Regions from separate parts of the Homo sapiens genome. Here all the other regions are linked to region 1. A link is a loop called in an ENCODE intact Hi-C map of the cell type or tissue named here. Cell type or tissue: PC-9. All regions are shown on one strand. Each heading gives the region's core, and the rest is flanking DNA. Links, peaks and the distances in the headings are about the cores only.

What was found. Hi-C counts contacts between places; a loop is a spot of excess contacts. Peaks named below come from ENCODE experiments on the same cell type or tissue, not always from the same donor. Only the 100,000 strongest peaks of a DNase experiment are listed, where the experiment ranks them.
Region 2: a loop joins it to region 1, with 11 times the contacts of the local background. A loop is called at or near these places in 15 of 110 quality-filtered maps.
Region 3: a loop joins it to region 1, with 4 times the contacts of the local background. A loop is called at or near these places in 6 of 110 quality-filtered maps.

Annotation. Positions count from the first base shown.
Region 1 is chr12:96,213,951-96,216,450 of GRCh38, reverse strand. All of the region lies in intron 1 of ELK3 (ETS transcription factor ELK3), which reads right to left. Among named protein-coding and RNA genes, the nearest start is that of ELK3, 21 kb to the right of the region's middle. In PC-9, for the core only: CTCF peaks have their summits at 913 and 1,117 (motif pointing right); a DNase peak (open chromatin) is centred at 1,060; H3K27ac peaks cover 1,326 bases.
Region 2 is chr12:96,131,463-96,133,962 of GRCh38, reverse strand. No RefSeq gene overlaps it. Among named protein-coding and RNA genes, the nearest start is that of LINC02452, 40 kb to the left of the region's middle. In PC-9, for the core only: CTCF peaks have their summits at 761 and 960 (motif pointing right); no DNase peak of the experiment used is centred there.
Region 3 is chr12:96,043,494-96,051,426 of GRCh38, reverse strand. It overlaps a transcript of LTA4H not described here. Among named protein-coding and RNA genes, the nearest start is that of TRD-GTC2-8, 11 kb to the right of the region's middle. RefSeq lists an enhancer at 3,140-4,339. In PC-9, for the core only: no CTCF peak of the experiment used is centred there; DNase peaks (open chromatin) are centred at 2,876 and 3,666; H3K4me3 peaks cover 1,912 bases; H3K27ac peaks cover 2,500 bases.

The DNA.
Region 1 (2,500 bases), core at 1-2,500:
CTATCATCAAATATGAAAGCACAAAAAATCGTAAATGCTTGCAGAAAACTCAGATGCTAGGGCACTGATTCTCCGACTCCAGCTTAACAAACACTGGTTTAAATGCTGACCCTGAGGCCTCCAAGCTGTGTGACCTCAGCAAAGAGGGTCCCTGGGGCTCTCTCCTTCCCTGGGGTACATTCGGCTCCCATCTATGTGGTTTCTCTGGAGCAGGAAGGAGAGTCAAGTACATGAGAGCTGTTGGGTCAGATAGCGAAGAAAGAAAGATGTTCTAAATGACAAGCCAAGGGACAATGATGACAACACCGCTCATAGCCGCTGCAGATGGGGCCCTACAGGAGGGCATTCACGGGCTGGTCAGGGCAAAAGACACAGAGTAGAGAGGCCGAGAGTAAAACGCTTGACCTCTGGCACAGAGGGGAGGGACATTTTTGCAGACTCTGAGTGATTATTTTCTGCCCTTATTCTGTTTTCAGCTTTTTGCACTTAAAGAATGCAGTTATGAAAACAGTTTTGAGGCTAGGCGTGATAGCTCACGCCTGTAATCCTGGCACTTTGGGAGGCCGAGGTGGGTGGATCGCTTGAGCCCAGGAATTCGAGACCAGCCTGGGCAAGAGTAAGACCCCATCTCTACAAAAAATACAAAAATTAGCTGTGTCTGGTGGTCCGCGCCTGTCCACCCAGCTACTCAAGAGGCTGGGGTGAGAGGATCGCCTAAGCCTGGGAAGTAGAGGCTGCAGTGAGCTGTGATTGCACCACTGCACTCCAGCCTGGGTGACAGAGCGAGACCATCTCTCTTTAAAAAAAAAAAAAAAAAAAAAGGTTTTATGTCCCTCTTTAGTCTTTCCCATGTTTTTATTTAACTTTGATTCATTCTTTAATCCGACGGAGCCTCAAAAAGAAAGATGCTATTGACAGAAATATTGATCATTCTCATTACGCTGTGCCCGCCTCCGCCTACGTGAGAGCTGTCAGGTCACATGACACGATCCCAGCTTCAGGTGTCCCAGCTGCCTCCTGCCTCTGTCACCGAAAAGCTACTGGCCTCTTCTTGGAAGCTGACCTCCTTCCTGTCGGCCACAAGGTGGCGCCCGACGTCTTAATGTGAGCAAGGGCCGCACAGACCCCTTATGCAAAGTATGAGGTTTTTGCCTCCATTCTTAGAAGTCGAAATGCCCACTTATTTGTTCTTCTTTCTACTGATGGCAACCTAGCACTTCCCTTTGCATGTTCCTTGTTTCATTTTTACTGAGGTGGGAGTTGAGGGGGCAGAATTAGCTTTGATTTTCTTAAGCTTCTATGTGGTGGGAAATAAGAAACGAGGCAACTTAAAAAAAAAAAAAAGGCAATGAGAGCCCAAGAAAAGGAGAAAAACTTCTGGGTAAGGAATAAACAAAATAGGTGCTCATGAGGTACCCATGTCTTTTTTCGTTTGTTAAATTTTGCATGGTTAGAGAAATGAAGATGGATTTGAACACTTCTTACTGAAAATTCTGCTGAGTTCAACTCCTCTGCCAGTATCTGCTATGCATTTCCATGTCATGATACTATCATTGTCTAAGACAAAGGGTAGTAGCCATTTCATTATAGAAAATGAACCCTGTACCTCAGTCAAAGAACTGGAAGACAACATTTTATATTATTAGGGATCTGCAATAACTCAGCACAGAGTAAGTGTAAGGTATTAAGTAAATAAGGATAATATTTGAAAAAAAAACTTATACAAGTTCTGAAGTTTTTTATTATTTCTGTGAGTTGGAAGACTATTAAATTTATTTTCAAAGGACATTTAAATTATTTTGATCATTATCACTGTGTATAAAAAAGGCATGAGGCCAACTTCATGTCTCCCAAGCTTTTCATTTATTAACAAGTATTTGCATTCTGTGAATATCTACAAATTGTTCATTTTAAAAAAGGTAAACAAAAGTAGGTATTGCTCACCTATTTACTTACTCTTTACAGTCTGCAATGGTTTTTGCTGTTTTTTTTTTTGTTTGTTTGTTTTGTTTTGTTTTTTGAGACAGAGTCTTGCTCTGTCGCCCAGGCTGGAGCACAGTGGTGTGATCTCGGTTCACTGCAAGCTCCGCCTCCCAGGTTCAAGTGATTCTCGTGCCTCAGCCTCCCGAGTAGCTGGGACTACAGGCGCACACCACTGCCTCCGGCTCATTTTTGTATTTTTAGTAGAGACAGGGTTTCAGCATGTTCGCCAGGGTGGTCTCAAACTCCTGACCTCAGGTGATCCACCCACCTCGGCCTCCCAAAGTGCTGGGATTATAAGCGTGAGCCACCGTGTCTGGCCCAGTCTGCAATGTTTTTTAAATAACTCTTCCATCTTGGGAAAGAGAAAGGTTGCTGGGATTACATGCCTGTACATGTTATATCTAGCACAATGTAATATCTAGCACAATGCAAGGATTACTGGGTTTTTAATGAACGGATTACATGTCTGTAATCCCAGCACTTTGGGAGACCGAGGAGGGAGGACAGTTTGTGCCTA
Region 2 (2,500 bases), core at 1-2,500, 82 kb after region 1:
CAGGGAAGTTTTACTTTCTTCTATTGCTTATCTCTCAATTTTCCAAAATAGCACCAAACAAGACTGTGCATGCTTAACAGACTTTCCCAAAGGGTTAAGAGTAGCTGGGCATGGTGGCTCACTCCTGTAATCCCAGCACGTTGGGAGGCCAAGGCAGGCGGATCACCTGAGGTCAGGAGTTCGAGATCAGCCTAACCAACATGGTGAAACCCTGTCTTTACTAAAAATACAAAATTAGCTGGGTGTGGTGGTACATGCCTGTAATCCCAGCTACTCGGGAGGCTGAGGCAGGAGAATTGCTTGAACCCACGAGGTGGAGGTTGCAATGAGCCGAGATTGCACCATTGCACTCCAGCCTGGGCAACCAGAGCAAAACTCCATCTCAAAAAAAAAAAAAAAAAGGAAGAAAAAGAAAAGAAAAAAAGGGGTGCCCCATGGCTCACACCTGTAATTCCAGCACTTTGCAGGGTGGAGGCAGGAGGATTGCTTGTGTCCAGGCACTCGAGATGAACCTAGACAACATGGCAAAAAACCATGAGAAGAATAAAACCTTAAAATTTGTTAACTGTTTATTGAATCCAAGTGGGTGAAAAAAGTATGCCCTTCCTAGGAAGTCATCCCACTGGCATACCCCAGCCTCATTCCCGCTTCCCAGTTTTGGGGAACTTTCTCCTAGTTTCCCTCTGCATGTCCATACCGTTACTCAGGCAAACTGGCAGCCCTCAGGAACAATTCAACCATCAGAGGTAATTTGGTCAACAAGGTGCTTCAAAAAGATGTTTTCTTTTGAATGAGTTGTCATCATTTGAAAACCAGGAGATTTTATGTATAAACCTAGATTTCCAGCTTCTGTTAAATGATGAAAAGCTCTGGCACATTCCTGTATGGCAGCAATTTAGGGGCTGAGCAGCTCTTGCTCCACATAGATGGGACATGTGTCCACCAGGTGGCCTTGGTCTCCAGCATATGGCACTGGGTGGTATCACTTGTTTTTCTACCTCCCTGGCTCCTGTAGAAATTTTTCTTAATTTTTTTAGTTTTTTGGAGACCAAGTCTTGCTTTGTCACCCCGGCTGGAGTGCGGTGGCACGATCTCAGCTCACTGCAACCTCCACCTCCCGGGTTTGAGTGATTCCCCTGCCTTGCCTCAGCCTCCTGAGTAGCTAGGATTACAGGCGCCTGCCACCATGTCCAGCGAATTTTTTTTTTTTTTTTTTTTTTTTTTTTTTTTAGTAGAAACAGGGTTTCACCATGTTGGCCAGATTGGTCTTCAACTCCTGACCTCAAGTGATCTGCTCGTCTCAGCCTCCCAAAGTGCTGGTATTACAGGTGTGAGCCACCATACCCGGCCTCCTATAGGAATTTGAGTAAAAGGTGGGGAAAAAATTACACACTTTCAGCTCCTCACATTCACGGAGAACCTGCCTTTCAATCCTCCTCTCCACCCAGATGGCTGCCATCCTCTGGGTGAGCTTATGCCCATGAGGGCTGTCCACATCCCACCTGAAGCCAAGGCCAGCTGGGTGAAAGCAACCTACTCTGGGGTGGTGTCCAAGAAGGAGGGTGCTGGGGAGGAGGACTCACCTGAGAGAATCTGAAGATGTCGTATTCGGATGGAAAGGTGGAATCGTTGTGGGGCCCAGTCAAAGCCATTACTTGAGAGTGAAATAAAAAGCATGCAGGAAATCTGAGGAAGGAGGCAAGCAAAGGTGAAGCTGGTGAAATCGATGGCTGGGAGGGTTCGTGGAGACAGGATGTGGGGCAGGCTATGGCTCAGGTCGTCCACGTCTTATTCCTGGGACAAGGCTTTTGAGGTTTTACCCATTTTATGTGAACATCAAAAATCAAACTCTAATCTCGAGCCTTCAGACCACAGATGTGTAGCCTTTCTGCTTTCTTGTCGAGGATTTGAACCACGTCTACTAACCCCCATTGCTTCATGAACTATCTTCCTGTTCAGCCTGGATTCCACTGGTTATCAGTTTGCACTCGTGTGCTCTGCTCCTTCAGAGTTCCCTTCCAACACCTGCCTCCAAACCTTCAACCTTCACTCACACGATAACTGCCTTCTCACCTAACACTTGGTCACCAAGCACAGCGGAGCCAACCAATGCCTCCATGTCCAGCATCACTAAGTCTGCTCCTGCACTGAGATTCAGATCTTAAAATGCTCCCTTGACCCTGCCTCTGATACAGGAGCTAGAAATTATTTAGGCAGATAGTAAGGGCAACAGAGCCTTCAGCAAGCTTTCCCTCTTAACAAAAAGCAACTCCCAAATCATTTCCTTTTTAACAAAGAGCAGCCTGAAAAATCGAGCTTCAGAATAGATAAGCAAGCTGGAAGCTTGCACAGGTGAATGCTGGCAGCTGTGCCAATAGAAAAGGGCTACCTGACATGGAGGCTCCATCTTCCCTTTTCTTTGTCACCACATGTACAGTAAAGAAGCAGGCAACATGTTGCTGGCCAGGTAGAGAACCTGTCTGCATAATAAAAGATTGGG
Region 3 (7,933 bases), core at 2,308-4,807, 170 kb after region 1:
CATGCTTGGCCTAACTCTTCTGAACATGGTTTCTCATTTTTTTTGCAGTAAGGACAGGCTAAGAATTTTCCAAATCTTTAAGTGCTGGTTATTTTTTGATTAACAATTTCTTCTTCAATTCATTTCTCTCTTCTTAAATTTTACTATCAGTGGTCAAGAGGAACCAAGCTGCTCTTTCAGCACTCTGCTTAGAAATGGCCTCAGCCAACTATCCAATTTCATTGTTTGAAAGTTCTACCGTCCACAAAACACTAGAACATAAACAATTCAGTAAGTTATTTGCCACTTTATAAAAAGGATTTTCTCCATTGTCCAATAACATGTTCCTCATTTCCATCTGAGGCCTCACAGAATAGCCTTTGCCACCTATATTTCTGCTAGCATTCTGTTCACGATTGTTTACGCATCCTCAAAGAAGGAAGACAGAAGCTCTTTTTGAGTCCTCACCAGAATCATCTTTAGCAATTTTTTCACAGCAACCTTGGCTTTTTGTAGCATGTATCTCAAAACTCTTTTAGCCTTCACCCATCACCCTGCATCATTACTGCTTCCACATTTTTAGAATTTATTTTAATTTAAAAAATGTATATAATGTAATTCAGAAGATCCAAAGATATCCCTTATGCACCATATGGATGCCAATTTCACTACGCAAATTTCACCATGCAAATTCTTCCTCCCTCTGAAATACTTTGGTCTTTATTAGTAGTAGTATTATTTTAATTTGAGATTCAGGAGGTACATGTACAGGTTTGTTACATGAATATATTGCCTAATGCTGAGGTTTGGGCTTCTGCTGAACTGTCACCCAAATGGTGAACATGAACATAGTACCCAATAGGTAGTTTTTCAACTCTCTTTCCTCCCTCCTTCCCTTTCCCCTTTTGGAGTCCCCTGTGTCTATTGTTTCTATCTTTATGCCTGTGTGTACCCTGTGTTTATCTCCCTCCCACTTATAAGTGAAAACATGCAGTATTTAATTTTGTTTCTGTGTTAATTCACTCAAGATAATGGCCTCTAGCTGCATCCACGTTGCTGCAAAGGACAGCTTCTTTATGGCTGTATAGTATTCCATTGTGTATATGTACCACATTTTCTTTTCCAATCCATCATTGATGGGCACCTAGGTTGATTCCACGTCTTTGCTATTTTTATACATTTGTTATAGCAGCACCCATCCTGGTACCAATTTCTGTCTCAGCTTGAGCTGCCATAGCAAAATAACAGTGAGCAACAAGAAAGATTAACAGACCTAATAATTCTCCTACTCCAAGATAAGATGAGTGTATTAACAAACAAAACAAAATAATGATGACAAATAAGATCTGACAAAATGTGCCCCCCATGCAAATCATAATTATAAGATGCTTATTTAAAGTAAGGATTTACATTGACCATTGTTAAGAGTAAACCTTGCCCTCAATGTATTTTGCATCTTAAGATATGATTAATTAGCACATGTAAAGAATTTGCAAACATTTATTGAGGGTGTGCCCACCTTTTTTGCTGATATTGGTGAACAATAACAAAAATTAGAACCCCCTGTTTTTTATTTCCATGCAAGCCTCACTGCTTCCAGGAAGATGCCCACTGATGTCTCCATTGAGCTCCTACAGCGTTTGTGACTGGTCCACCTGGATACCCTTTAATTATTCAGTCTCCCACACTGATCTTTGGTGGTTTAATTTTATAGTCCCCATTTTCCCAGTATGTTTGCAAACTTCCAAGGGACAAGTGGGCATCCCTGCTGTTTAGTACCCACAAAAGGTGTCTGATAACTTGCCATGGATGTGTTTATGCTTGCCATGATTGCCCACTTCCTTTTGGCCTAGAGTTCAGGAATTCTAGAATTGTCCTTCTCCAAGTGAAGATCAAGGAGTAGAGGATGAGGAGAGGGAGAAGAAAAGTTTGAAAAAAAAATCAAAGAAACTGGAAGGTTTGTTTTGTTAGATTTTGCAAAGAGCAGCAGAAAAAGCCAAATCTATCATAAAATATAACTTGATTTCTGATATTATATTATTCTAGTTCAATGATTCAATGAAATAAAGAGGAAGCATTTAAGGAGTGAGAGATGAGAAGTTCTGGGAAGCCACGCCCGCTTAGATAAGCAGCACCCTCAGCTTCCATGGTGCGTCTTTTCGTTCTGCCATCGTTCCTTCTTTTGTTCCTTCCTTTCTCCACTCCTGTCTTTTATTCCTTTTGAATCTTTTGAGGACCTACTATGTTGTTTGTACTGAGCTGGGGGCTGCAATAGAGACGACAGAATTGTAAGGTATACCTGGAAGAAACTGCCCCTCTCCACTTCTTTGGGAACAGAGTGAGAAAGGTATAAAGAAACAAATACAAATTAACCAGAAGGACAAGAAATATATACAGTCGATTCTCATGATTTGCAGTAATTATATCTTAGAAAGTTCATAAACATTGCATTAGTGAATCCTGAACCTTTGCTCCCAGGGGAAATATAGTAGGTTCCTGAGAGCCTCTGTTCACATTTTCATCAATCAATACAAAATCTCATTGTATATGTTTTTCTGTTTCAAGACACTTTTGTAATATATAGTTGATTCATTAACATTGAAATCACAGCCAACAGCACTGTAACTCATGCTTGATGCAGCTTATCTAACACACACACTTTGTCCCTAAACACATCGCAGCCTTCTTGCGCTTAACCCTGGACAGCACTTCAGCACCCACTTGGGGAATATTTTAAACTGCAAAATCACCAACGAAAAGCACAAAAATGTGTAAACAAGGTGACATTAGACTGCAAAAAGGACACTTGTTTACAGTATAAGCGCAGAAGCAGGAAGGCAGAGGGTCACTTTGTTTAACCTCAGTTGAGACTGTGTGCCTCCGGAGACTCAAATTTCTCACAGCTCTGAGTGTGTCCAAGAGTGACCACAAAAGCTCTGTAAATATTGATTTTGGAATAACAAATAAATTTTGGCAAGTAGGCAAACTTGTAAACACCAAATCCATGAATAATGAGGATTAACTGCATGTATATATGTATGTGTATATACATACACATACATACATACATACATAGGTATGTGAAGTTCATGTTCAGAAGAATTAATAACCAAAAGAGAGAAAAATACACTGGGAATATATCTATGGCGAAAGGGGGCAGTTGAGCAGAGGTGAGAGAAGTGGGTATGGAGGGCCTTCCAGGACCGTGCATTGGTTGGATAGAGCTGAGTGGGGTGCAGTGTGTGTGTGAGGAAGAAAGGAGAAGGGGGCTGCTTTGGAAGCCAAGGGGAGCAGCTTGGAAGGGAGGAGGAGGTCAGGTCTGGGAGGTTTGCGGAAGTGCTCGGCTGGGTTTAAGAAATCCTGAGACACATGTGCAGGAGAGGGCAGAGAGTGAGTCAACCATGTGAGTCTCTTCCATGGGTTTACTCAACTCTGAATTTCAAATAAAAACCTTTTGTAAGAAATGACAAAATAATAGTTCCTCAAACATGGATTTGTAGATGAGAAGAACGTTTAGGAGGAAAGCATTTGGGGTTAGCCTTTGCTCATGAAAATGTTATTTCCATGAGCAAATAGGCATAACCTGCTCTGTTGGCAGAGCAAGAGAAACTGGGCTCAAAGCCAACAAATATGACACAGAAATAGGACTTTTGAAAATGAAACCCTGCAAGCACTTATCAAAACCTACTTGTGCTTTAAGTCATCAGAACAAAAGGTGTAAGTACCTGCTGTGATGAAATATCACTGCCTACTTAGTGGGAAAAATGTAAGCTGAGCTGGAATCTGAGTCAGAAAGAAACAGGTACAATGAAGCTTGCAATCAGGCTTACCTGGAAAAGAAACGGAAGTGAGTGAGAGGAAAATAAAGTATGAACAAGGCCAGCAGTTGTAAAGAACTTTTTCTTGTAACTTGAAAACAGCTTCCCTCCCTACTTCATCTACTTTTAACCCCTACCCAAGCTGGGGTAGGGAGAAGGGTGTTGGATTTGTGTCAACAACTACAGAATCAGGTTGCTGCAATGCAGTGAATGTTTCTGGCCTGGTGCAGGGGTCTTAAAGGAAATCTCCTGGCAGGGTGCAACTGTCTAAACTTCAAAGCAGCATGTCAAAACCTGGCTACAATGTGTTCACCGAAAGACACGTACCAGAATATCCATAGCAGCACCATTCATAATAATAACTCAGAACTGGAAATCACCCACATGTCTATCCACGGTTGAAAGGATAAGTAAATCATGGTATATCCACACATGGAACACTGTACAGCAGTGAGTGTGCACAGCCTAGATGTACACACAACATTATGGAGAAATCTTGCAAAAGGAATGTTGAGCCAAGGAGCCAGGCATGACAGAATATACTGTATGTGTCTGTTTATGCAAAGGAAAGATAAATAGCCGAACAGGTCAAGGTAATATGCTATTGGAAGTCAGGCAGTGGTTACCCCTAGGAAGCAGGATTTATAGAGACTGAAACGGAACTTAAGGGAGGCAACAGTGCAGTGGTGGTAATGTTCTGTCTCTGATCTGGGTGCTGATTGCACTGGCATGCTCAGTTTATAAAGTTCAGTGAGCTATACACTTACAATATGTGCATTTTTATGAATGGATAGTATGCTTCAATAACAATGTTTTTAAAAGTGTTTACAATTAGTGGGGGGGTGGGCTGGCAAGGGCATTCTGTATCACAAACAAACATTGCCTGGTGACATCAGAGGACAAGGGCAAGTGCAGAAGGTGGCTTTTTCTTTGCTGCAAAGTCAACACAGAGTGAAACACTGAATAAAAGTTTGCCTGGAACCTCATGTGAAATCTCATTCGCTCATTTATACATTTGTTCATTCATACAACAGACATGTGCTGAGAGGGAGAATATACAATCAGGGTCTTAAAGACCCACCATGTAGTAGGGAAGGCTGACAAGTAAACTGACAATGATGCAGTGTGGTAAATGCTTTGTTGAGGATAACACTAGGGTATTAAGAGAGTACTGATATGGCGGTCAAGGGCAGTGGACCCTAAGAGAAGGAGTCCTGACATGTTTGATTAACACTTGGACTGAATTTTCTCCAATGCCAAAAGTATTTCTTGAGCCTCTAAGGCAGTGATCTCATTTAAAATGCACACAGATCTCCTGGGGATCTGAATAAAATGTGGATTCTGATCCAGTAGGTCAGGGCAGGCCTGATATCTGCATTTTTTTTTTTTTTTTTGAGACAGAGTCTTGCTCTGTTACCCAGGCTGGAGTGCAGTGGCGTGATCTCAGCTCACTGCAAACTCCACGTCCTGGGTTCAAGCAATTTTCCTGCCTCAGCCTACCAAGGAGCTGGGATTATAGGTGCACGCCATGCCTCAGACTCAGCCTCCCAAGTAGCTGGGATTACAGGTATGCACACCACGATGCCCAGCTAATTTTTGTATTTTTAGTAGAGACGGGGTTTTGCCATGTTGGTCAGGCTGGTCTTGAACTCCTGACCTCAAGTGATCCGCCCACCACAGCCTCCCAAAGTGTTAGGATTACAGGCATGAGCCACCCGGCCAAGATCTGCATTTCTGATGAGGCTTCTAGGAGGTGCAGATGCTGCTGATCTTCAAACACACTTTGTGAGACCTAAGAGAGAAGGCCATGTGATGGTTGGCACTGTCTGGCTCCAACTCAGGACAGCGTGACAGCCTATTTGGTTCAGGCCAGTCCCTCCCAAGGACACAAGCCGAGAAATAAAAGACAGAACTGTGTGGGAGGAAACACGGGTGGCTGTGGGGCTTTCCAGACTCTGCCTGCGGTCAACCATGGGGTGGGGTGGGGTGCCAGAAAGGCATCTGGGAGGAGACCACTTATGCTATTTTACAAAATTGGCAGAACTTTTTCTCGTGCTTCTTTCATTTTGGCCTTCCCAGCTGCCCAAACCTTGGGTTTTTGTTTTTTTTTTTTTTTTTTTGAGATGGAGCCTTGCTCTGTCACCAGGCTGTAGTGCAGCGGTGCGATCTCGGCTCACTGCAATCTCTGCCTCCTGGGTTCAAGTGATTCTCCTGCCTTAGCCTCCCAAATAGCTGGAACTACAGGTGTGCGCCACCACGCCCGGCTAATTTTTATATTTTTAGTAGCGATGGGTTTTCACCATGTTGGCCAACATGCTCCTGATCTCCTGACCTGGTGATCTGCCCACCTTGGCCTCCCAAAGTGCTGGGATTACAGGCATGAGCTGCCGCACCCAGTCCCAAACCTTTTCTTGACATGCAGAACAGACTGGAGATGTGACTATAAATATAGAATTCATGCGCATGGCTGCACAAGGAAGAAGAAATTTCACAGAAGATGGAGAAACTGGTCAGGATTGCCTCAACTATGTTGTAAGGTGAACATTAAAAATGTGGCTAAAATCATTTCTTCTATTTGCTCACACACTGAAGGGAGGAAGAGAAGGGTGTCACATGCACCTTGTTCTCTTAGCAAGGGAGATTCTACTAGACTCTAGCCCAGACTGGAGGGTGGTGGGGGGCAGAGTCCTGAAGGGGAGGAGGAGAGCCCTGCCAAGGTTGCGGGAAGAGTGGGAGTGGGAAGGGCATGCAGGCTCAAGGAAGGGCCAGAGAGTGCAGAGAGCTTGAACACCTTGGTTCAGCATGGCTGACGCAGGGTGTATCGAGCCACTCAAGTGGAAGCTGCAGAGCCCCGCGGGGCCAGTGGTAGACACTATGAAGTCCACAGGAAGTCAGCAAGGGCTGTTTTTGTTTGTGGTTTGGGATTCCAGTGACCTTTATTTTTTTTCATATCAATAAATAACCTTTTGACTGGGAAATATATTCACATTAAAATTCAAAAGGCTTACAAGATTATTCAGTTGAAATATCTACTTTTCACCTCTGTTCTTTGGCCTTCCTTCTCTGTCCACACAGGCAAACAATACCATGAGTTTCTTGAGCATCCCTCCAGAAGTATTTTATGTAGATATGAACAAATTTTTAGAATAAATTCTCTTCCCCCTTTTTACACAAAACAGTGAGTCATCCATAGTCAGAATTTCATCAGGCTCCCTGACCACACTGCTCCTTTATTTTTCCAGATGTCACTTGTCATCCAAGACACGGACTTCCTTGGTTTTCCTTCTTCATCGAGGCCATTCCTTTCCAGTCTCCATAGCTAGCGTCTCTTCTTCCCCCTGTGCCATCCACATGCTGAACTCCCAAATGTGTATCTCCAGCCCAGTTCCAGCTTTTCTTCTGGACTCATACTCATATGTCCAACTGCCTACTCAGCACCTCCACTCGAATCACAGACACCTCAGATTGAATATGTGAAAGATTGAGTTGGGCACAGTGGCTCACTCCTGTAATCCCACCACTTTGAGAGGCTGAGGCAGGAGGATGGTTTGAGGCCAGGAGTTCATGACCAGCCTGGGCAACATAGCAAGACCGCTGTCTCTAAATAAATAAGTAAATAAAATTAAGGGGAAAAAAAGGATTGGACTCCTGAATTTACCCTCGCCCACTCCAGTCTGCTTCTCCCACAATCTCTCCTTCTCAGCTAATCCTACTACATTTTCCTGGTTTATCAGGTCAAAAGTCTTGGCATTATCTTTGACTCCTCCCTTTCCCTCATACTCCATATCTAAACTGCCAAGAAATCCTAGTAGGTCTGCCTTCAAAATTTATGCTGAATTTGATCACTTCTTACCAATTCTACTGCTGATTCCTGGGTCCAAGCCACCATCATCTCTCACCTGAGAATTGCTGCAGCGCCTACTTTTATTCTCTCTCCAGTCTGTTTTCCTATAATAATCACCAATAAAACTCTCTAAATGGAAAAGAACTACATGTTTGTCTTTTTTTTTTTTTTTTTTTTTTTGAGACGGAGTCTCGCTGTCGCCCAGGCTGGAGTGCAGTGGCTCGATCTCAGCTCACTGCAGACTCCGCCCCCCGGGGTTCACGCCATTCTCCTGCCTCAGCCTCCCGAGTAG